Linked DNA regions of Homo sapiens: regions 1 and 2 are each linked to region 3. The links are chromatin loops, found by intact Hi-C in ENCODE. Cell type or tissue: Caco-2. All regions are shown on one strand.

Evidence for each region. Peaks named below come from ENCODE experiments on the same cell type or tissue, not always from the same donor. Only the 100,000 strongest peaks of a DNase experiment are listed, where the experiment ranks them.
Region 1: a loop joins it to region 3, with 2.4 times the contacts of the local background. A loop is called at or near these places in 9 of 110 quality-filtered maps.
Region 2: a loop joins it to region 3, with 10 times the contacts of the local background. A loop is called at or near these places in 5 of 110 quality-filtered maps.

What each region holds. Positions count from the first base shown.
Region 1 is chr4:169,971,690-169,979,689 of GRCh38, reverse strand. LINC02275 (long intergenic non-protein coding RNA 2275) reads left to right here and starts at 3,788. Exons shown (of 5, transcript NR_037878.1): 1 at 3,788-3,874. RefSeq lists an enhancer at 3,041-3,784. In Caco-2, no CTCF peak of the experiment used is centred here; a DNase peak (open chromatin) is centred at 3,689.
Region 2 is chr4:170,086,897-170,094,896 of GRCh38, reverse strand. AADAT (aminoadipate aminotransferase) reads left to right here and starts at 4,941. Exons shown (of 13, transcript NM_016228.4): 1 at 4,941-5,273; 2 at 6,333-6,501; 3 at 7,649-7,781. The coding sequence starts at 5,207. RefSeq lists an enhancer at 2,831-3,525 and a silencer at 5,425-5,719. In Caco-2, a CTCF peak has its summit at 4,608; DNase peaks (open chromatin) are centred at 4,686 and 5,496; H3K4me3 peaks cover 1,543 bases.
Region 3 is chr4:170,023,063-170,031,062 of GRCh38, reverse strand. MFAP3L (microfibril associated protein 3 like) reads left to right here and starts at 4,668. Exons shown (of 3, transcript NM_021647.8): 1 at 4,668-4,829. RefSeq lists enhancers at 3,443-3,582, 3,572-4,291 and silencers at 3,763-3,832, 4,291-4,690, 4,771-4,860. In Caco-2, no CTCF peak of the experiment used is centred here; DNase peaks (open chromatin) are centred at 3,702 and 4,582; H3K4me3 peaks cover 2,179 bases; H3K27me3 peaks cover 441 bases.

The sequences.
Region 1 (8,000 bases), 51 kb after region 3:
GGATGTCTGTGTCCCCCCAATGCAATAAATAGGTGGGGCCTTTAGGAGCAGATTAGGGCATGGAGGTGAAGCCTTCATAAGTAGGATTAATTCCTTTATGAAAGAGATCCCTTTCGTTTGCCCTTTCTACCATGTGAGAACAAAACAAGAAGGTATCATCTATGACAAAACGGGCCCTCACTATGTCAGCCAGCACCTTGATCAGAAACTTACTGCTCACAGTTCCAAGCAATAAATTGCTCACCTTGATCTCAAGATTGAGAAGGGAGCAGATATAGATATTACTGGCATGGCTTAAGCTGGTCAGTCCAAGCCCAGTGTTCCAGCCCAAGCCTTGGAACTGTAAGCAATAAATTTCTGTTGTTTATAATCCACTCAGGCTGTGTTATTACAGCAGCCCAGAGAGACTAAGACAATGGTTTCTCTGGGTAGATTTCTTTTTTTGAGAATAGAATGTAACTTTTACCCCCATTTTCTTTTCTTTGCTACTTGGACCTAATATTTGAAAGGGCTGTTTAAAAGGCTTTTGTCCACTCTAGTCTTGTCATGGTGAGATGATTTTCTACAATTAGAAATCTACAGTGAATTCAAGAGAAATAAATTGTGACACCGAAATTACTTTCATGTCATTACATGTCATGGTCTCTCCAAGCACTTGATAGTCACCGGAGGGTCCAGCAGAATAAAACCACATCCTTTCTGCAGTGCAGATATTGGCAGGGACGGTAAATGCACCACGACTCCAGGTTAACACATTCACTGTCCAGGGTGCCCTCCTGTGTTCTAGGTTTCTTTTTCCTCAAAAGAAACAAAGCAAAATTCTAGTGGAAAACAGAATTGGAGAATCCAGTTTCTAGAGCCTGTTCTGCCTTCTCTGCAATCCTCATCAAGCTAGACTGCCTTCAATAGAAAAGTAACCGGCCGGGTGCGGTGGTTCATGCCTGTAATCCCAGCACTTTGGAAAGCTGAGACGGGCAGATCACCCGAGGTCAGGAGCTCGAGACCAGCCTGGCCAACATGGTGAAACCCTGTCTCTACTAAAAAGACGAAAATTAGCCAGGCGTGTTTTTGGGCACCTGTAATCCCAGCTACTCAGGAGCCTGAGGCGGAAGAATTACTTGAACCCGGGAGGCGGAGGTTGCAGTGAGCTGAGATCCCGCCATCGCACCCCAGCCTGGACAACAGAGCGAGACTTTATCTCAAAAAAAAAAAAAAAGAAAAGAAAAAAGAAAAAAAGAAAAGAAAAAATAGAAAAGTAACCCATAAGCAGCTGATGAGTTTAAATTTTCCTTTCCTAAATGAGAAGGTGTCTGTCTTCCCTGATTTGCTTTCAGGCCGCAAACAGGGCAGCACTGGTGAATCTCATTGCTGCAAGAAGAGGAAAATACAGCTCGTTAAGCGAGGGAATTATTTGAAGACTGAGACAGGAGTAGATATAGACATAACTAGCATGATATGCCAATTTAAACATGTATTGACTCCAAAATCTCGAGCCTGTGCATTTTGAGATCGATCACATTTCGTTTTACCCAGCCAGTGCCTGTGGATGTTCAGGAGCACCGTTCACACCGCTCATGGAAAGAAGGACTTCTGTAGCTTGCTGCCGCTTCATTTTTCCAAGAAATTACCATTACCTCCTACTTCCTCAGAGAAGTCCAGTTTCTCCTTGTCTTTTTTAATTCTCAGATAATAATTGCACATATTCATGGGGGTACCATAGTGATGTTTTAATACATATAATGTGCTGTGATCAGATCAAGGTAACTAGCATATCCATTGTCTCAAACATTTATCTTTTTTTTTGTTTGTTTTTTGGAGATGGAGTCTCACTCTTTTGCCCAGGCTGGAGTGCAGTGGTGCGATCTCGGATCACTGCAACCTCCGCCCTCCAGGTTCAAGCGATTCTCCTGCCTCAGCCTTCTGAGTAGCTGGGATTACAGGCACCCACCACCGCACCCCACTAATTTTTGTATTTTTAATAGAGACAGGGTTTCACCATGTTGGCCAGGCTGGTTTCAAACTCCTGACCTGAGGTGATCCACCCATCTCAGCCTCCCAAAGTGCTGGGATTACAGGCGTGAGCCACTGCGCCTGGCCATTTATCATTTCTTTGTGTTGGGAACATTCAATATCCCCCTTCCAGCTATTTGAAAATATGTAAAAATAATTGTTAACTTTAGTCATCCTATAATGGTATAGAACACTGGAACTTATTCCTCCTATTTAGCTGTAATTTAGTATCCTTTTATCAAATATATCCCTATCTCTCCCTTACCTCCTTCGTCTTCCCTCTCTTCCTCTTCCCAGCCTCTAGTCTCCTCTGTAGCACTTATTACTTCTATGAGATCAGCTCTTTTAGCTTCCACATGTGAGTGAGAACATGCACTGTTTACCGTTCTGTTCCTGGATTATTTCACTTAACATAACATGGATGGAACTGGAGAACTATATTCCTGGTCTTCATATGCCTCCCTGTCTTGGTCTTCTTATGGGGAAAGGCTGGACCAGATCCCTGGCTTTGTCCTCAGCCTCCAGGGGGTAATGAATTCCTTTGTTTTCCTTCTGTCTTAAAGTTAGCCAGATACTCACAGATAGGCCAGTGCTTAAATTTACACAGGCAATTGCTGATATCCTCCAGGAAATATTGGCTTTTACTGGTTCTCATATTTCTGCCACAGTTATCTCTGGTCACCTCCAGACATTCTTGGTCACCATATGCACCCCCTAACACACATAAAAAATGTCCAAACATCCGTTTTCAATGCTGTGAGTTAATGTTTCCACATGTTTTATAGGGGGCTTTGAAGGATAAGCCAGTGTATCTCCTTAATTCCACCTCTCTTTCCAAACTTCAAGGTGATCAGGCCTAATTTATCTCCACTCACCTGACTCCTTCTTATTGTCCGGATTGCTGGACCTCATAGCTCATTTTAACTTTCCCCTTTCTGAGCCTCCACTGACCTGCACCCCGCTGCTGTCACCACCATGAGAACACTGCCTTTGTTCACCCTTGTTCTTCAGGACAAGTAAACTCATCTCAGAGGCCTCAAGCTATTGGGCCCTGAACTGCTTCCCTATGTGACAGACTGCTTACACACCCATGTGCCCCCTTCCCACCACACCTGCACGTGTTCATGTGTGCACGTGCACACACTTCACACACTTTCAACCCAGCACTTCGCTGGCAGCCAGAGGCAGGTAAGGAGGAGAAAAAAGTGCTAACAGGTTTGTGATTCATTATGATTATTCTCGGAAACAGTCACTATGTCAAGAGGGCTGATCTTACAATGGCAGAACCACATCAGCCTATGACACACATGAAATCTCCCTATCCCGTCTCACGTCCTGCATGGCACAGCAAGTGGACAGAAACACCCTCTCAACCAAAGACAGTTCTTTGTCTTGGTTCTGACATTCCTCTCCTCTGCTTAAGTTTAATGACATTCTAGAGGCAGTAGTGAGGGTGGGATTCAGAGCCAGATTCAAAACTTATTTCTGCTAGGGGCCATCTGCCGCCACTCTGTCACACTCTCCTAAATGGCTGAACTCTATAATCGCTGCACCAGGAGTCTGAGAGGGGCCTTGGATCCCTGAGCTCCTGGCTGACCTGGCATCTGGCAGTGTGCGTGGCTCAGTGGCTGCTTTCTTATGTAACATCAGCCCCGCCCAACCTCGCTGTAAATCCTCTTTCCCAGCATTTGCAGGGTCACAAGAGTCTGGACTCTAGGTATTATTTAACTAAATGGTAGAAATCCTTTTGAACTCTCTGTGTAAATCACTTCTTTCTACTTACTTGCTGTGCTTCTCTGAGTGCCTCGTGGCCTCTTTATCACCACCTGTTGAAGGAAATGTTAGATCCAGATATGGATGGAAGGTAGGCTCAGTTGTTTTTTACTTTTATGAGAATATTGTGCAAATAAAATCTTCCTTGTTCTTACTAAATACTCAGGAATTTAATTTCACCAATTATGAAAGTGCTTACTTTGTAATCTGTTCTTAAACTGAATGGGAACAAATCCTATTGTGGTATGGAGTTACATTCTCTTCTTACCCGGTAAGCAATCAGTCTGTAGAAATGAATAGGACATATTTACCCTGATCAGTTTCTCTGATCTAATAACCCTGGGTCTATTTCTACTTCATACTGTGTATTAAATTTAAGACAAATAGCTGGAAAAATGTGTAAGGATAAGAAAATGTGGACAGTGATTCCAAATATTTCTCATAATTCCCCCATGCGCGCCTGTGGGCTGTGTTGTTTTTCTGCAGACCAGCTGATTAGGGATTCCCGAAGTTCCACAAGATCTTCTTTATGTTAATTGGTAACTAGGTAATTGCGTGTCTCATCAGGATTCCTACAAGTGAAGAGCAGTGCACTAATTCTGATGAGTAGAAAAGTTGGCCAGGAAAAAAATAGATGTTTGTTTTTATAAAAATATCCCTCATCTTGATATTGGTACATCCTGACTCATCAGAAAGTGATGCTTCTCAACGAAGCAAAGCAATCATTCTTTTGTAAAGTTCAAGTAATAATCTTCAGATGAAAACCAAAAAATGCTTATAAATTTGGTGAATAATCCTGAAGCACTTATGTTATTAAAAGTGTCTTTCTGATTAAGACTATCTCTGAAACAGAAAACTAAGATATCCTATTTTGTATCTGACATAACTCTAAATTCATCACTCCTTAAAGAAGTCTTCCTCATGACTGATCAGCTGAATCAAATAATTTTCCTTTTTTCTTTATTACATTTTAATTAATCAGCTGATAAGGTTTGGACACCCAGAAGAAGCAGAAAGCCAGTCACTTTGCAGTAATTCAATTTTCTTTATTGGGGTTGCAATGGTCAAGGAAATAACATGCTCCAAAGATAACACAAAAGTGAACAAAAATGGTTCCTGTCCTGAAGAACTTCACCTTTTTGGAGACTGCATCAGATATGCAGTGAATAACTATTATAAATAGAAGAAAGTAGTAAATACCAGTAATAAATGCCTTCATTGATAAAGAGATAAAATCTTAGTGAAATTCAAGGGAGGGCATAGCATACTTCTGACTTGGAGGAATCAGGAGAACCTTGTGAAGAAAAAGATAATTTCAGATAATCTGTGAATGGTAGATAAGATTTGAACAGATAAATGTAAGGAAGAAAGACTTTCCAAGAAAGAGACTCAATGTCAAATAAGAGGGCATGGTCATAAGGGCAAGGCTGCACTTGACTGGACTCTGGAATATGATGCAGGTGGCATGAGGAAGAAGGTGGGCATCATCAGCTGCAGCTGACTCAGGGACCTTGAATGACCATGTGCAAGCTCTGGCCCTACCACTCGGACAGTGTGGACTCACTAAGAAGTGAGTGGGCCTGGCAAACCCCAGCTTTAGAACGATGAATGGAGAAAAAGTGGAGGCAAGAGGGCACTTCAGGAGGCTGCTGATGAGGTCTGACCTAGGTTAGTGGCAGTGAGGGTGGTTCACAAGGAAGGATTGTAAGAGACATTTCTAAGATGGCATCATCAGGGACCCTGCAACAGATGGTTTCCGGCACAAGAGAGAGGGAGGAGCCAGCCAGGTACAGTGGCTCATGCCTGTAATCCCAGCACTTTGGGAGAACGAAGTGGGTGGATCACAAGGTCAGGAGTTCGAGACCAGCCTGACCAGCATGGTGAAACCCCGTTTCTACTAAAAATACAAGAATTAGCTGGTCGTGGTGGCACGCACCTGTAATCCCAGCTACTCAGGAGGCGGAGGCAGGAGAATCACTTGAACCCAGGAGGCAGAGGTTGCAGTGAGCCAAGATCACGCCATTGCACTCCAGCCTGGGCGAAAGAGCAAGACTCCATCTCAAAAAAAAAAAAAAAAAGAGAGAGGGAGGAGCCAAAAATATATCAGAGATTTTAAGTGTGGATGACTAAGAGAATGATAGCACCAATAGCAGAAATAGGGAGGAGAACATAAAGGAAAGAGAATGTTTGGAACAATTATAAGTTATTCCTGTGATTTTAAAAAATCCATTTTAGCTACTTAAGAGTGACGTAGATGTATATATAAACATGGGATTTGACAGAAATATTTTCTTTCTCCCAGTACGTTTGGGATTATTAAATATCTTCTTGTCCTAGGATTTCCTCACATGGCAGGACTTTCAAAGCCTGCTGAAATAGAAAAATATGCAATGGCATTTTGTATAGTGAAAATACAATACAAAAACACTGAGTTTTCTAGCACTTAAAAATAGACTCAATAATTAGTCTTCTGTTGGAAATGGAGGCTCAACATCTTGATAACTTGACATAGTAATTACTAGAAAGTCTCATTGTTGTTCAGAAGTCCCCAAACCAGTGAAGAGAGGGGAATTAGAAAGACAGGTGGAGCAAACAAGGAGAAATGAAATGGTTTAGGATGCTTTGAGCTTAGCTGCCAGTAGGAGAAAACCCAACTCAAATGACTTAAACAATATTAGGATTTTTTTTCCTTCAATCTCACGTAACAAGAACTCTGGAGGTAAAGAGGTTTCCAGATTGGTGAACTTATCAGCACAATTAAGTACCAAGGTTTCCTCCAGCCTTCACAGTCTCATTTTCTCCTTGGTCTTTCAACTATGTTCCCCCATGGTGTCTAGATGGTAAAAGCACCTACAGGTGTTGTCTGATCACACCTGCCATTTGGAAATGAAAACAGAAAAGGACTATTTTTGCTTCTACTTGTTTGTTTGTCTCATTTTGTTTTAAGGAAGGGAAATTTTTCTCATAAATGTGCTAGGCAGACTTCCCCTCCCATCTCATTGATAAGCACTGAGTGAAATGCTCATCCCTAAGTCAGTCAATGGCTTACACCAATCATAGTAAATACCCTGTGGTTAGCGCCAATCTTCCCTGAAATCAATAGCAACTAAAAGGGGCAGGCTAAGTGCTCTGGCTCACTCCTGTAATCCCAGCACTTTGGGAGGCAGGTAGATCTCTTGAGGCCAGGAGTTTGAGACCAGCTGGGGCAACATAGCAAGACCCCCATCTCTACAGAAAACGCAAAATTTAGCTGGGCATGGTGGCATGTGCCTGTAGTCCCAGCTACTTGGCAGCTGAAATGGGAGGATCGCTTGAGCCCAGGAGGTCGAGGCTGTAGGGAGCCAAGACACAGAACAAGACTCTGTCAAAAAAAAAAAAAAAAAAGAGGGGCCAGGCACAGTGGCTCACACCTGCAATCCCAGCACTTTGGGAGGCTGAGGTGGGTGGATCACGAGGTCAAGAGATCCAGACCATCCTGGCTAACACGGTGAAACCCCATCTCTACTAAAAATACAAAAAAAAAAAAAATTAGCCGGGCATGGTGACAGGCGCCTGTTGTCCCAGCTACTTGGGAGGCTGAGGCAGGATAATAACGTGAACCCGGGAGGCGGAGCTTGCAGTGAGCCAAGATCGCACCACTGCACTCCAGGCTGGGCAACAGAGCGAGACTCCTTCTCAAATAAAAAAAAAAAAGAGGTTATATGAGGGGCTACATGAGGAAGGGGGACAGGAGGGATGAATGGCATTTGAGGAGCAACCAGTGATATTTCTACAATCCCAACAGTAGGCAAGAAAGAGAGAAAAAGAGCGTGAGCACAGGAGTGCACCAAAAGAGAAAATAATCACCTTGAGAGTGAATTTAGTGGTGCATTTTTTTTAACATTTCATATCAATGAATTCGGAAATTGAGAACAATCTGCTCTTATTTTCTGTCACTGTTTCAAGGGACTTTCGTAGCTATAGAAACGAGGACTGATTGGCACAAAGTTCCTGGGCTCTCCAGCCACAGTCGTCATTTGGAAGGGAATTCTAAGTCACCAGAGAGCTAACACTTATTCTTGGGAGAATGTAAGAGCAAATCCTCCTTACGCTGCCAAACTGGCACAGGATACTGCAGCCACTCTGCAAATGAACAGTGCACAATAAACAGGCCGAGAGAGAAAGCTTAAAGTTCTAAAAGCCCTCTTGAGGGAAGTGAGAAGGCAGTTCCTGGGAAC
Region 2 (8,000 bases), 64 kb before region 3:
AAATATTGTATTAAATTACTTTCAGGCTATGTGCATAAGGCGTATATGAAATGTAAATGAGAATTTCATGTTTAGGATTGGGTTCCATCCCCAAGGTATCTTATTATGTATATGCAAATATTCCAAAATGTAAAGAAATCCAAAACCCCCAAATACTTCTGTTCCCAAGCATTTCAGATAAGGGATACTCAAGAAAAGAAAAGGAGAGGGGAGGGGAGGGGAGAGGAGAAGAAGAAAAAGACTTCCTTCTCTCTGCTTTCCTTAGCAGCTTGTACCTGCCTCTGCCACAAACATTGTATTATCTGAAATTGTTGATGTCTTAATGTACAAACAGTTCCTTTTCAAGAGTAGTGACTTGTCATAGTTATCTTTTTAAATCAATTACAGTTCCTAGAACAGAGTAAGAATTCAGTAAATGTTTGGAGAAAGAATCTGGTGTCTTTAATTCCGTCCTTGGGCAGTCCTAAGCCAAGCTTCTAAAAAGGCAACACTGAGCTATGAACCTTGCTCATTTATCTTAGTCCCTCAGGAGAAGCCTTCTGCTGTTGGTGCCTGACAAATCCAAAGTCTAGTTTCTCTGGCAATCAAATTTACCTTCAGTCTTCAGCTTCTATTGTCTGGTAAGCTCTTCCCAACTTAACCCTTGCTTGTCCCTTCCCCACCACTGTGACTATATTCTGCCTTGCATTTGCTGATCATGACCCCCCAGTGCCCCTGCATTCCATTAGCCTGCCCTGATGGGCCATTTCTCTGCCTCTCCATCTGGCCTGAATCATCAGCCAGCTTGCAATCAATCAGCACCCCCAACCGTCTCACCAGTACAACTCCAGGACAGGCCAAATAGAAAATTCAGCAAACTGTTTAAGGGTTGAAAACCTGCACCTTAGGATTTGATGCTCTCACAGCTCTTCAGTTTGGCTTCCTTAAATTGTGTTACCACTGATTGGAAAGGGGGTAAAAAAATCAATTAATTACGTATTTTTAAAAATGCCTGTGTGAGGCCAGGTGCGCTGGCTCATGCCTGTAATCTCAGCACTTCCGGAGGCCAAAGTGGGAGGACTACTTGAAGCCAGGACTTCAAGACTAGACTGGGCAACATAGGGAGACCCTGTCTCTACAAGGTATTTTAAAAAATTATCCTGGTGTAGTGGTGTTCACCTGTAGTCCCAGCTACCCAGGAAGCTGAGGTGAGAGAAATGCTTGAGCCCGGGAAGACGAGGCTGCAGTGAGCTATGGTTGGCGCCACTGCATTCAAGCCTGGATAACAAAGTGAGACTCTAGACACTCTGCCTCTCAAAATAAAATAAATAGCCTGTGAGTAATAAATACTACAAATCACAGACGGGTGCATCAACGTGCTTACAAAAACCTTTGGTCTTTTCCTTGGCCCAGCACTCCAAATTCCTTTGACCGAACAGGTTCCTACTACCAAATGGAAGAAATTTAAATTGAGACAGAGTCTCGCTCTATCCCCCAGCTCAATCCCCCACTGGAGTGCAGTGGCGTGATCTCGGCTTCAGCTGACTCCAACCTCCGCCTCCCGGGTTCGAAAAATGCTCATGCCTCAGCCTCCCGAGTGGCTGAGATTACAGGCATCTGCCACCAAACACCGCTAATTTTTGTATTTTTTAGTAGAGATGGGGTTTTGCCATGATGGTCAGGCTGGTCTCCAACTCCTGACCTCAGTTGATCCACCCACCTTGGCCTCCCAAAGTGCTGGGATTACAGGCGTGAACCACACCTCCTGGCCAAAGTTTAAATTTTCTTCTAAGTATCTAAGGAAACCTTGCTCAGTTAGAGTCCTCCCCTATCAAAAAAAAGCCTTAAGTCCCCAGGAACATCAACATATCTAGTTACAAGTTACAATTTACCTTGATCTACACCTTATTTAGATGTTTCCGGTGCTTGTTAACTTCTATAAAAATTCAGGAACTACTTTTAGAATGGACAAGCTCAAACACATAAGGATCTGTGTGCATGGATTAACTGAGAACAGGCCTTAAAAGTTGCCAAATAGCTTTAGTCAAAAACATTTGGAGGCTGAGGCCTTAAGGTTTGCTTAAATGCATGTTACTAACAACAGCCAATGTTCATAGCGTTTTTACAACGTGCAGACCACTGCACTGATTAGTTTAACACAGATTATCTCATTTATTCCTGTCAACATGCCTGCGAGAAAACCAATACAGAGAAAGGTTAATTAACTTGTCCAAAGACACCCAGCTATTAAGCCATCAAATGGGATTTCAACTACTTGAAGTCTCTGAACGCAGAAGCATTTTGCCTCGTGGGTTTCTAACAGGTTTACTAGATACTGTGCCTGGAATTGGTGGGGTTTTGGTCTCACTGACATCAAGAACGAAGCCGCAGACACTCGCGGTGTGTTAACAGTTCTTAAAGTCAGTGTGTCCAGAGTTTGTTCCTTCTGAGGTTCGGATGTGTTGGGAGTTTCTTCCTTCTGGTGGGTTCGTGGTCTCACTGGCTGCTGGCGTGAAGCTGCAGACTTTGGCGGTGAGTGTTACAGCTCTTAAGACAGCTCGGCTGGATTTGTTTACTCCTCCCTGTGGGTGCGTGGTCTCCACGGCCTCAGGAGAGAAACTGCACACCTTCGCGGTGAGTGTTACAACTCATAAAAGCAATGTGGACCCAAAGAGTCAGCAGCAGCAAGATTTATTGCAAACTGCGAGAAAACAAAACCACCACACGCTGCAAAAGTATCCAAGCGGGTTACCGCTGGTGGCTGAGGCAGCCTGCTTTTATTCTCTTATCTGGCCCCATCCACATCCTGCTGATTGGTCCATTTTACAGAGAGCCAATTGGCCTGTTTTTCAGAGCTGATTGGTCCATTTTGACAGGGTGCTGATTGGTGCGTTTACAATCCCTGAGCTACACACAAAAGTTCTCCAAGTCCCCACTAGATTAGTTAGATACAGAGTGCTAATTGGTGTATTTACAAACCCTGAGCTAGATACAGAGTGTTGATTGGTGCATTTACAAACCATGAGTTAGATACAGAGTGCTGATTGGTGTATTCACAATCCCTTAGCTAGACATAAAGATTCTCCAAGTCCCCATCAGATTAGCTAGATACAGAGTGCCCATTGGTGCATCCACAAACCCTGAGCTAGACACAGGGTGCTGATTGGTGTGTTCACAATCCCTTAGCTAGACATAAAGGTTCTCCAAGTCTCCTCTAGACTCAGGAGCCCAGCTGGCTTCCCCCAGTGGAGCCGGCACTGGGGCCACAGGTGGAGCTGCCTGCCAGTCCCGGGCTGTGAGCCCGCACTCCTCAGCCCTTGGGCGGTAAATGGGACCGGGTGCTGTGGAGCAGGGGGCGGCACTCGTCAGGGAGGCTCGGGCAGCGCAGGAGCCCACGGGTGGGTGGTGGGGAGGCTCAGGCATGGCTGGCTGCGGGTCCGAGTCCCACCCCGCTGGGAGGCAGCTGAGGCCTGGCGAGAATTCGAAGGTAGCGCCGGTGAGCCGGCATTGCTGGGAGACTGGGCACACCCTCCGCAGCTGCTGGCCCGGGTGCTAAGCCCCTCACTACCCGGGTCTGGCGGAGCCGGCCCGCCGCTCTGAGTGCCGGCCCGCCAAGCCCACGCCCACCCGGAACTCTAGCTGGCTCGCAAGCGCCCGCACAGCCCTGGTTCCCGCCCGTGCCTCTCCCTACACACCTCCCCGCAGGCTGAGGGAGCCGGCTCCGGCCTCCGCTATCCCAGGAAGGGGCTCCCACAGTGCAGCGGCGGGCTGAAGGGCCCCTCAAGCGCGGTCAGAGTGAGCGCTGAGGCCGAGGAGGCGCCAAGAGTGAGCGAGGGCTGCGAGGGCTGCCAGCAGGCTGTCACCTCTCAATACTTCCTTTTTGTTATTTAGCTGCTAGCACAAAGATTTTACTGGGTTATCTCAGCCTTTTGCTGCCAGGACCTAGATAAAAGCAGTGGCTCCTTGACCAACCTATTAGGTAAACTTAAAAGAGAGCCATTTGGCAGTGAGTCAATAATCATCTAGGAAGTACTCAGTAAATTTGTGCTGAATGAATGAATCTGTTCATTCATTTTAATAACCATTAAAGAATTTTTTAAAGTCAAAGAGAGGTTGTCTGAAACCCTTCCCTCATTAAGTGCTCACATTAAACCTTGTACATTCCATTTTGGTGATTCAGGAAGGAGAAATTGCAGAAAAGTTGAGGGAGGTGGGGAGTAAGAAGGGTTATTTTGTAAGAAAAAAAAAGGCAAGGTGCTAGACCCAAAAAGATCCGGATATTCACTTCCAACATAATTCTTATTTAACGAAAGGTCAGAAATTCAATGTGAGGGTAGACACTAAAATTGAAGAGACTCAGAGTGATTTTTCAAAAATTTTTGTCAGAACTCCATCGTCACTCCAAAATGCTGAGATCTTCGAGAAAGTGATGTTGAAATTCGTCTTGGTCGCCGGGATGCTTCCCAGGAGAGTGCCCAGAGTTTCACTAACGAAAGATGGGTATTTAGCATAGCCATGGTCTGAGCGGGCAAAATGCACAGTCCCAGTGACTGAGAGGAGGCCAGCGGAGCGCGCGGGAACGAGGGTGGGGCCGCTCCCGGCTGGGCGCAGCTCGGGAGCCCCCTGCAGTGGACCCAAGTCGCCGCCAGATGGTTCCCGAGGATTAGGATCACGGGCACTTCCGGTCCCCTCGGTCAGCCCCTGGGCTAGCCTCTGGGCCGGCGCCTAGGCCGGCCAACGCGGACGCCGGGTTGCGGTGATTCCCAGCGGCGAGGTCAAGAGTCATTGGCCTGGGGCTGCAAGCGCCTCGCGCCTGGGCTACCCCGCGCCCTGCGCTCTGAGGGCGATGATCCGGGACGGGGAGGCGCGCGCCGCGGGCGGCCATAGGCCACGGCGCGGGGCGGGAGGGGGCGCGGCGAGGCCCGCGGCGGGGCAAAACCGGCCTGGGCCCTGGCGGCCGCAGGAGCGCGTGCGGCGTGGACTTTGCCGGGCTCGCCACACAGCCCCAGACCCGTTTAGGACCGGGAGACCGAACGCAGCGTCCAGCCGGGGAGTTTCGGCGGCGTTCTCCGGGCACCGCGCGCGGGAAGCCAGACGCAGCGGGGGGACACATCTCGCGGTGGCGTTGCCAGAGTGAGGAGTTAGCAGGCAGGACTTGACGAGGCTCTTTGGTTTTTCTAGTCCTCAACCACTGAAGAAGAAGCTTGATGCTTGGCTGTCAGAAGACATGAATTACGCACGGTTCATCACGGCAGCGAGCGCAGCCAGAAACCCTTCTCCCATCCGGACCATGAGTGAGAAACGGGGTGACCATCTCTCCTTTGGGGTGGGGCATTCCTCGCACAGCCTCTAAGGAGGGTTCCCTAGCAAGCCACCGCTTGGTTGCATCCATGCGTACCCCTGTGCACGCTCGCGGTGAGCCAGGCTCTGCGTGCAGAAATGAAATAGACACAGCCTTTGTTCTCAAAGAACTCGGGCTGAAACGGAAGGCGGGTATTTCTGCTGGAGCAGAGTAGGAGCAACAGTAGAGAGAGGCGCAGACTGCTGTGGGGCACGGCCTTGGAAGGGAGGGGGCGTGCTATCAAGAAAGGCTCTTCCTGGGAAGCTGAGAAGGGGCATGCACAGCGTGCAGATGGGTGTACAGTGGAGAGGGCCAGGTAAATGGGAGAGGGGTGGGCCATGAAGCTCACAGACAGGTCGGGGCTAAGTGGAGGAGGGCTTCTGCTATTGTGGCCCTTTGCTGTCTTTCTGATCCCTCTGCCTTCTCTTTGGTCACCTTCATTCTTTAGTCCCTCCACAAGTGAGGTGCCTAGAAAAAGTTATTCTGTATGTTTATTTTAGACTAGCTTTTGTCTTAGTCCATTCAGGCTGCTATAACAAAATACCACAAACTGGGTAATTTATGAACAATAGAATTATTTCTCACAGTTCTGGAAGCTAGGAAGTCTAAGATCAAAGTGCCAGCAGCTTCTGTGTCACCATGGTGAGAGCCCTTCCTTATAGACAGAGCCATCTTGCTGCATCCTCACGTGGTAGAAGGGAGAACCTATGTCCTCACGTGGCAGAAGGGCCAAGGGCATTCCCTCAGCCCTCTTTTATAAGTGCACCAATCCCATTCAGGAGGGTGGATCCCTCCTGACCTAATCACCTCTAGAGACCCCACCTGTTAAAACTATCACATTAGTATTAACTTCCAAGTATGAATCTGGGGGAGCACCAACATTTAGACCATAGCACACTCTATCACTAGAAATCGTTAAACTTTATAGTTTTATTGACTATAATGCATGCTTAACTATCCGCTTATAACAATCTTCAATGAAATTGTTTCTTCTCTTCCATGTGTATTGTAGCTGACATATTGAGCAGAGGACCAAAATCGATGATCTCCTTGGCTGGTGGCTTACCAAATCCAAACATGTTTCCTTTTAAGACTGCCGTAATCACTGTAGAAAATGGAAAGACCATCCAATTTGGAGAAGAGATGATGAAGAGAGCACTTCAGTATTCTCCGAGTGCTGGGTAAGTATCAATACTTAACATAATTTTATTGGCTTATTTTCATAAGAAATATTCTAAGGCCCATTGATAAAGAATATTAAAGAAATATTCTAAGGTCCATTCATAAATATTCTAAAGCCATTGACCCATTTGGTCATTCAATGACCAAATACTCAGTCATTGAATACTAACCAAATGAGTATTCAATGGTTAGGAAGGTCTGGGGAAAGGTTTTCAAAGGATAATTAAGAACAGAAAGGATATTGAATGTTTAACACTCCTCAGTGATTGCTTCTCAATCGCAAATGACCAAGAAGGCTTCTAGAAGGAAATACCATTAGAGCTGAGTCCAAAAAAATGAGAAGATGTCCAGGTGAAACAAACATATCAGGAGAAATGAAGAAACGGAAGATCCAGGAAGCTTCAACTTTTTAAAGTTTAAGCATCCTGGATCTTCCGTTTCTTCATTCTATAGTCTAAACAAGCAGTCATGCAAATACATTGAATATAGTCATTCATTTCTATAGTCTAAACAAGCAGCCATTCAAATACATTGCCCTCATAGGTTCAAATGTCTTTAATTTCTTAAAGGCAAGCTGAAACATATACCTTGACTTTCTTAGCTGGTCTTCTTCAAGTGATAAAGGATAATTTATAGAGAATCTATAAATTATACTTTATTAAAACCTGCTTTGTTCTGTGATTGAAAAGTGTATTGAAATGTTATTCATGTATATATGTGTTAGTTATGTAATATGTTAAATATACATAGGCTTATTCAAACATTCCATGATACAAACAACTTATTGAGTCTGAACTTCTAGGTAGCCATAGAACTCTTCCTAGAGAGAACAAAGAATCGATTATGCAACGCATGCGCTAAAGACTTCAGGTTTGGAATAAGAAAGATGTAGATTCAAATCTCAGCTCATTTATTACGTAATTGACTTTCTGAGAATTTCTGGCTGAATGACTTACAGGAATTTCCTAATCTCTAAGTCTACTGCCTATCTTTTAAATAGGAATATTCATACTGGCAAAAAGCATTTGAGGGTTTTTTAATTGAGTGTACAAAGTGCTTGATAAAGCTGTCATTTATTATTTCCTGTCTACTACTGTTACTATGATTTTTACTACTATGAATTTAAATATACATTTTTTGCTTTAGAATTCCAGAGCTTTTGTCCTGGCTAAAACAGTTACAAATAAAATTGCATAATCCTCCTACCATCCATTACCCACCCAGTCAAGGACAAATGGATCTATGTGTCACATCTGGCAGCCAACAAGGTCTTTGTAAGGTAAGACTGAAAGGAAAACTCAGCCAAAATGTAGAATTGGAAGCATTCATTTCTATAGTCCTCTCGCACTTAACCACAGAGAATTATATTTTATGGATTACTGGTAGTCTTTCTTGTCTTCACCTAGAATTATAAACAGGGAACTAAAAGACAAGTCATAGGATGGGGGTGGGAGCAGTTGTGGCCGGGGATGGGCAAGGGTGGGTAGGGGGTGTTGAC
Region 3 (8,000 bases):
TTGTCCTCTTCCAGGAAGAGTGTGAGGTCAAAACCTCCAATGCTCCACTCACTCTCTGTTGGAGGGGTTAGAATATAGAAAGGAGAAACTGGAGAGTACCATTGGGCCTGCATCGATTACAAAGCAAAATCTCTATGTTGTTCAACAAGTGCAAAAACAAGCAGCTACTTTACTGGGTTACTCTCCTATGTTCTCCAGACCCTCTAATATAAGCCAAGGCTATGTAAGAAGCACAGATATTAACAACACTTTTATTAATGGGCAGATACCTCTCCCACCCACATAGATCTCTCTGCCAAAGAAAACCCAATACAGGGGCTACTTGAAGTTTTTGACCAAGAGTTATTATTTTTCCTTTTATCCATGTGACTTAGAACTGTTTCTCACATAGAGTGTGCAGAGTCACCAGGAGGACTTGTTAAAAATCACTGCCTCTTGGACTACTCTATCCAGAGGTCTGGAATGGAAACTTCATCCACCAGGTGATCCTGAAGCTGGTGATCAGTTCGCCCATAGTTAGTACCAGGTGCCCCCAGCAGACATTATGAGCTGATAGAACTGTAAAAAATTATGCTAATTCCAAAAAGGCTAGTCTGCCCTCCTGGGGTGCCATGCTTTCAACAGAAAAAAATAAACTAAATCTATTCTAAGGAGTAACCACATAATTAGAAGGTTATTACCACGTTGTGGAAAGAAATAAATACAGTGATAAAGAACAATGGAATTTGTGGGTTAATTAGTAATACAGTGCTGGGCTTCATGCAGTTACAGACCAATAAAACAAGGACATCAGACTGGTTCACAAAATACTTCCTGATTTCTGAAGCTGAAGAAAATTCATTGGGCTTAAGGAGGTCAAATCTGAGAGCTCAATTATCTTAGTCTCCTAACTTATTGTTAGGAGCATAACCATTCAGCAGGTTGCATATGATGTGACTGTTCTGGCATTTTTTCTTTGCAATCTGTTTATAATTCTCAGCAACATTTTTTTTAAATTAATAAACTTTAAACATTATATCAGTCCATATGTTAAGTATTTATTTATTAAGTAAAATTCTATTGAAGACTAAGAACGAAGACACAAAGATGGCTGAGACACAGCCCTTGCGATCAGGTTGCCTACAGTGTAGCGGAGGAGATGAAAGAAAAATCAATCAAGGTTAGGTGTCAAATGAAAACAGGTGAAGTACTCAAGAGGCATTCACCTTGGGAAGATCAGAGGACATCCTGCCTGAACTGGATCTCCAAGGCTCAACAGTTTGTCAGGTGAAGAAAGGAGAAAGAGAGACAAAAGAACTAACAGATATATGGAGGTGTGAATTCACACGGCAGGTAATTTGGACTGGTGAGGATATGGGATATTAGGGGACACAGGCTGGAGACTAATCTGGAAAGGAAGGCAGCAGCCAGTTCATGCTTAAAGTTTGGACCTTATCCTGAAGGCATTATGAATTCACTTAAGGATCTTTAGCAGACATATTGTAATACAATTGGCTTAAAAAGAAAAGTCTGAGGAGCTATGGAGGATGGATTGGAGGGGACACAGAGAGAGGATCCATCTAGGAGTCTGTTGCTCTGTGGTTGATCAGGAAGATGATGGGGACTGGAGTAAGACAGGCAATGAGGCAAGGAAGGGAGGTGTTCAGAAATGAATAAGGACAGGATAGATAATGCCAGGAGACCAGCTGGATGACACGGGAAAGGCAGATGAATGAATCTAGGGTAACGCCCAGATTCATCATGTAAGTGACTGAGAAGATACGGGTACCCGCTAACCAAGCTAGTAAATACAAGCAGAAGAGCAATTGCAGGTCATCCTGTTTCTTCTCATCCTCCTCCTCCAGATTCTCATCCTTTGCACCGCCCCATTGTAGGTGTTCTGTGGTCTCTTCTTCCTGAGAGCTGTCATCCTCTCTGATGATTGCCGCTGTCAAAGGGGTGTTAGCTGGTATGTTCTCACATGGCCATGCGAGGTGTTCATTTCTGGAATCCTTTCTGGTTGATCAGGCAGTTGTTCTGATAGGTCAGCGTCTTCCCTTTATCCATACTATTTGTGTGTGTGTGTGTGTATATATATATATTTATTATTTTTGAGATGGAGTCTGACTCTGTTGCTCAGGCTGAAGTGCAGTGGCGCAATCTCTGCTCACTACAACGTCTGCCTCCCAGATTCAAGCGCTTCTCTTGCCTCAGCCTCCCAAGTAGCTGGGACTACAGGCACACACCACTATGCCTGGCTAATTGTTTTGTATTTTTAGTAGAGACTAAAAATCTCTGTGAAAGATTTTTGAAAGATTAATGTCATGACAGACTCAGGAACAGAAAGCTTCAGATGGATGGAAGTGGCAGTACAGACTGTTGAAAAGACATCTTGTCCACCTTTGTAAGGCTAGACTATTTGTGGTGTGGATGTCAAGGGGTACCTGGGCAAGTTCAAGGGCACTGCTCAGGGCATACCAGCAACAATGGATTCTCAAAGCACAGGAGGAGGATGAAGGGGACACTCCAGCACAAGCTAGGATTCCATGGTGGAAGCAGCTAAGTAAATGTATTCTTCCAGGAGTGACCTTCCATAGAGATAGTGTCTCTGACCACGCTGAAGCTGAACTGGAGCTGGGCAAGGCAGAGAGGTTCAAATGAAGGGTGACTCCCACTATCACACCAAGCCCCACTGGGCAGCTGACCTGCCTGCCCATCCTCCTCCTCCTTAGACAGAAAACAGCGAATTCCATTCGCCTTTCTGCTCTCAATGAAAGGCTCTCTTTGGGTTCTTTACTAATCTACAATCTGTAAAAGTACTTTCCCTGTGACTTTTCTCCATTTCAGTACTGTCTTCTCTAAATGAGAATTAAAAGCAAGTTCCCCACACCGACCTCAAGTGGTTTCTAAGATAGCAAGAGTGCATTTTGCAGGTTGTCTGAGAATTTAAAAGAGATGGGGGAGGGGAGGAAATAGAGTCAGAGTGAATGCAGAAATGCTGGAGAAGAAAACGGGATATAATACTGCGGAATATTTTAATAGTGGGGACACAAATGTCATAATTAATAAAGCAGGTGGAAAGTTCGCGCTGTGGTGCAATTGTAAAGAATGCTTATTAAATACTTAAAAACAAAGAAAATTTACGTTTCTCAAAAGGACAGCTGAAAAATTCCTTGAGCTAAAATGTGTTGCTATTCAAGATGCCATAAAACTAATGTTAAAATATGATATCTCATTTCAATCTTTTTGGGGGAAAAAATCAGGCTTTGACTCACTCATACGACAGATCCCACGCACCCACCCACCAACATGGCCCTTGGCATGGGCGACCTGCCCACGTGTCGATGCAATCGTGCCTCTCTAGAGCCCTGCTTCCATCCGTTTCCCGAGCTTCGATGTCGTGACGAGAGACCGCGGCTACATCAACCTTGGGCAACCAGATGCAGCCGCGTGCGGCAGCCTGGCACTGCCCGGAGCATGCTCAGTCGGGTCCTGACCCACTTCTGCAGGTCCGACCTCGGGGCGTGGGGTCAGAGGCACTACTTTGCCAGTTTGCCAGGAACAGAGAGGAGCAGAGAGACTGAGAGTTGCTAAAGCTCCTCTCTTGGCACAGCAATGCCTGACCCGGCGGCGGAACATGCCCAGTCTGGCTGCCGGAGCCGCCGGGAGCGTCAATGTGGAAAGTCCACCTTTCCGGGTTTTCGCAGCAACCCACCGGGAAGAGGGCGGTACGGGAGTAAAAAGGCCGGAGTGGGGTGTGGCCAAGAGGGCGGGCACTAAAAAGCCGGGGGAAGGAGCCTGGTCCCGCCCCAGAAATTGAGAGTCTCTGTTCTCTTTTAAAATTAAAAAAAAAAAAAAAAAAAGGGAGATAAGGAGGAGAAGAAGCCACTAACATTGCAGGATCGTGTAGCGAAACTTCTGTAGGTACTTAATAATTTTAGAGTACTCTACTTTTTAATTAAAAAATCAACTTATGGTTCATTAGAAAAAACGTGGAAATTACAAATAATATTTTTAAAGAAAATGAAAAAAAAATTCCTGGAACCCCACCACTCAGAAAGTCACCAGGGAACGGCCCGCTGGGTTTTTTTCCAGACTCTTCCATCTGTGGACTTTGCTTTAAGAGACGTTTAAGACTTACAGCGCAGTCGCCCGGGAAGGCCTGAGAAGCTTTCGGAAGCAAGGTGGTTTGCTCGTGATTGCATTTGATTGCAAGGAGACAGGGTAGGCTTGGGGGTGGGTTGACTGGTTCCCATTTAGCGCCCCAGGATGGGACCCTAAGAAGCCTTTTCCTGGGTGTCCTTGAACACGCGTGCGATGCGACGCCCACAGAAGTTGCGGTGGAAGCCCCGGGCGGGAGAGAGAGCGGAGTGAGAGTCCCGCGCTGCCGCGGAGGCCCTGGGCCTGCGGGTGTGGGGCTCTGGGGGCCGCCGAGGCCCGGCCCAGAGGCTGAGCGGACTGAATGCGGGACTCCCCGGCAACTACAGCCTCCGGTGGCTCCTCCGCGGGGCCGCTCCGCAGCACCGACTGGCTCGCGCCGCACCGCCCGCCCCGCTGCCCCCGCCCGCGGCTGCCGCGAAAACCCGGCGGCTACACCCGCGCCTCCGCGCCGCCCGGCGAGCCGCACTGGGCATGCTCGGCCCCGGCCGGCCCAGGCTCCTGTAGGTGGGAAGCTCCGCGCTCCCGGCAGCCGGCGGCGCAGCTCGCAACGCTGTGAGGCGCCGGCGGAGGCGGCTCGCCCGCAGTAGGCGCTACCGGGCGTCCGGCGCAGAGTGCGGCGCAGCGGCCGCTGTCGGGCTGGCCATGGCGAGGGGTGCACGGCGGCCACCTGAGTGGCGCGGCGGTGTCAGGTTAGCGGGGGCCCCCGGCGGGCCGGGGCGGAGGGGCACGGGTGGGAGCCAGCCCCGCACCGGGTCGGCGGCCGAGTCGGCGCCGGGGCCGCCGAACTTTCGGGTGTTTGGGCTGGCTGAGACTGCGGCGGAGGCTGCGCTGCGAGACGCCGCAGGGTCCGGGCAGCGGGCTCCAGGGGGTCGCAGGATGCTTCGAGATCCGTGCGGGGCGGGGGCTGGCCGTTTGGGGACTGCCGCATCCTGGGCTCGAACCGTAACCTTCCGAGGGCGAGGAGCGCGGAATCCACTGCCAGCTGCCGGCGAGCCTCCTAGGTGTCGTGGGGGAAGGGGACGCCGAACAGCCGTGGGGGCTTTCGCTGGGCTCTGGATCTCTCTCATCGCTGTGCCTCAGTTTACCCGGACAGGGAGGAGCGTGCGCTGGCCAGGGCTCCGGAGAACGTGAATGCGGGTTCCGCGTCGGGAGGGCGCCGTGTCCTGATGCCGCAGGAGTGCGGGCGGCTGTGGGTGCTGCGAGCCGCCGCCTCGCTACTGAAGCTCTCGGAGTTTGTCGCATTTGACTCCATAACAAGTTGACATCGAATTGCTTCATGGCGTGGAATGGGGAAACGTGCTTCATCGGATTAAAATACAGAGTGATTGCAGAACCGATTTATTTTAAGCTTGATCATTAAGCTGTCTTCTCCAGCCCTGAAAAAAAAACTTGCAAGCTTTATAAAGCAAGGTAGCAAAAAAAGGTTTGTAGGTGTATTATCTGCTCACATTGTAGAAAACAGTTAAGATACGATCGAACTGTCATTATTTTTAAGGATACTTAGCAGAAAAGTTTGGTTACTGTGGCAATCTTTATTTTGCGTTATCTTCGATTTAATGTTAAAAACTTGGAAACCGAGCATTGCAGAAGCTCAGTGTTTTTTGTAGTTTTCTCACTTTTGTTTCTAGATGAAACACATTTTTTTCAGTTGCTACTATGCTGAACATAGTAAAATCCTTCAAGATGAAATACAAGATGGAAAAAAATGTCGTTTCATGAGACCGTAAGTTATAACAGTGTAGTTCTTCTGACATTTTACTTACACAGAAAGTGCAATTTGTAGGTCCCAGTGTGGTTTCTACAGTTGTTTATTCCTAAAACATTTAGTACCATTAACACTATTAGGATTATTGTATCTAATAGGGGCAAGATAAACAATCCTGTTCTAGTGGGAACTAGTTCTGCTAACTAAAGCTAAATTCTCAAGCCTCTTTTCTATAAGTACCACTTAGTGGGTTCAGTTGTTTTATTCATTAAGCTTATTACAAAACAATTGTTTACATTCTTTATAGACCTTAATAGACTTTAGAAATGCATTGACTTTTCATTGAGTTGTGGGTAGGCTTTAAGGTTGGTGCTTGCTTGCAAGCCTGAGATGGCTCCAGCTCTAATTCTGGATACTCTCTGGGGTGATTTCCCCCAGTATAGAGTTGGCTCTGTCCTGTGATGCTGCATAACCGAGGTTTAATAATAGGAAAGGCTTGAAACATCCAGACAACAGCAGTAGCAACAACATGATTACCATTTTTATGAATTAGAACCTGCAGTCCCCCATTTTAGCCAAATAGTCTGGTTGGTGATGTTCACTCATCCTAAATTTATTTCTAAATACATTTATAGAAAAATAAGTTTGAAAACTCCAACACAAATATTGAATAATTGTGCTTCTCTTTTCTATAAAAATGCATCAAGTTTAAAATCTTTCATGAAGTACTGCCTGCATGTACACCTTATCCTGAACAGCAGGTCTCATATCCTCAGGTGACATTCCCCAGTAGAAGTAGCTAGAGTCTCCCCTTAGCCTTGGGTTCTTCCTGACCTGGAGGAAGCAGCAAGGCCTCAGTTTACTTTTTGTGAATGTGAGGTTTAATACAGATCAATAGGCCCCCTTCTCGATCCACAAATCCTAAGTACAAATCCTAAGTATTTTCTCAGTGTTAAGAGACACGATGAAATTTAATCAAAGACTTACTTACATACTGCCCTTGGCTTCAAAAAGTCCACATTTCCCTAACCTAAAACTCAAAAAAACAACAGGAGTTAGGTTGAAAAGGGGTTTTATTACTGCTCATGAAGAAAAAAATAGACTTTGTAGGCATGTTACAAAAAAAGGTGATCATTTCTTCTCTTTTGTAGTTAACTATTGGGTTCTTGCAGCTCACTTGCTAGGCACGTGATTTTTAGGTTTATTTCCATGTGTTTAGATTTCTAGACTGTATGATGTTGTTGGTGACATTAGACATTTACAGCAAATTACTCCCTTTAAAAATAGATCTATCCCCCAATCCCTGTGACCTTAATTTATCCAATTCCTATTTGGCTTGCAATTTAAATACTCGAGGCATTTTAAATTGTGCTTAATTTGGACTTTTTATTCTACTTTTTAATGCAAGAACTTTTAGATACTGGAATACAAATAAATATTGTAGCCAAGTTGCTTTTAACCTCAACACAGCCTAGCCAGATTTGTTAAACAAGTGTTAGTTTTTGGAATTTAGAAATCATGCAGATACTATCACTCCCCTAAGTTGGCATCTAACCCAGCACTTAGGGTGTGACTTGTCTTTCCTAGCCAAGGCCAGGAGGACACTTAAAACTTTGACAATGTTTTCAATCTATGGCATATCACATTGCGGTTAGAAATGGCCTTAAAATGCCAGTGGTTAATTTTAAGTTTGGTATAATACCTCCCTGGCATGGTTGAAAGATGGTTACAAAGGGTTTGGTTGATTATGTCATGGTGTAACCACTTAAGAGCTATCAGAAGTAGTTTATAAGTTATGCTCCAAACAGAAGTCCTGTGAATGTATTGGTCTTGCCTCTGCTTCCACCTGAGGTCTTTACTCATTAAAATATCACATTTTTTTTTTCCACAAACTTTTATAGTTAGACTCCTGAGGCCACAAAAATGAGTAAGAGTAAGTCACAGTCGAGTCAGGGAGATATGCTTGAGGACAAATAAAACACAGTACAGGATGAGTGCTCCAGAGAGGGATGCACATGGGACTGAGGAGGCGGGGAAATGAACCCCGTAGATTGGAGGAGGAGAGGACCTCATGCTTGGAGTGACATTTCCATGGGAAAAGTCATGATATTTCATTAAGGAATGCCCAAAGAATTAGAAGTCTTCTAAGCAGAGT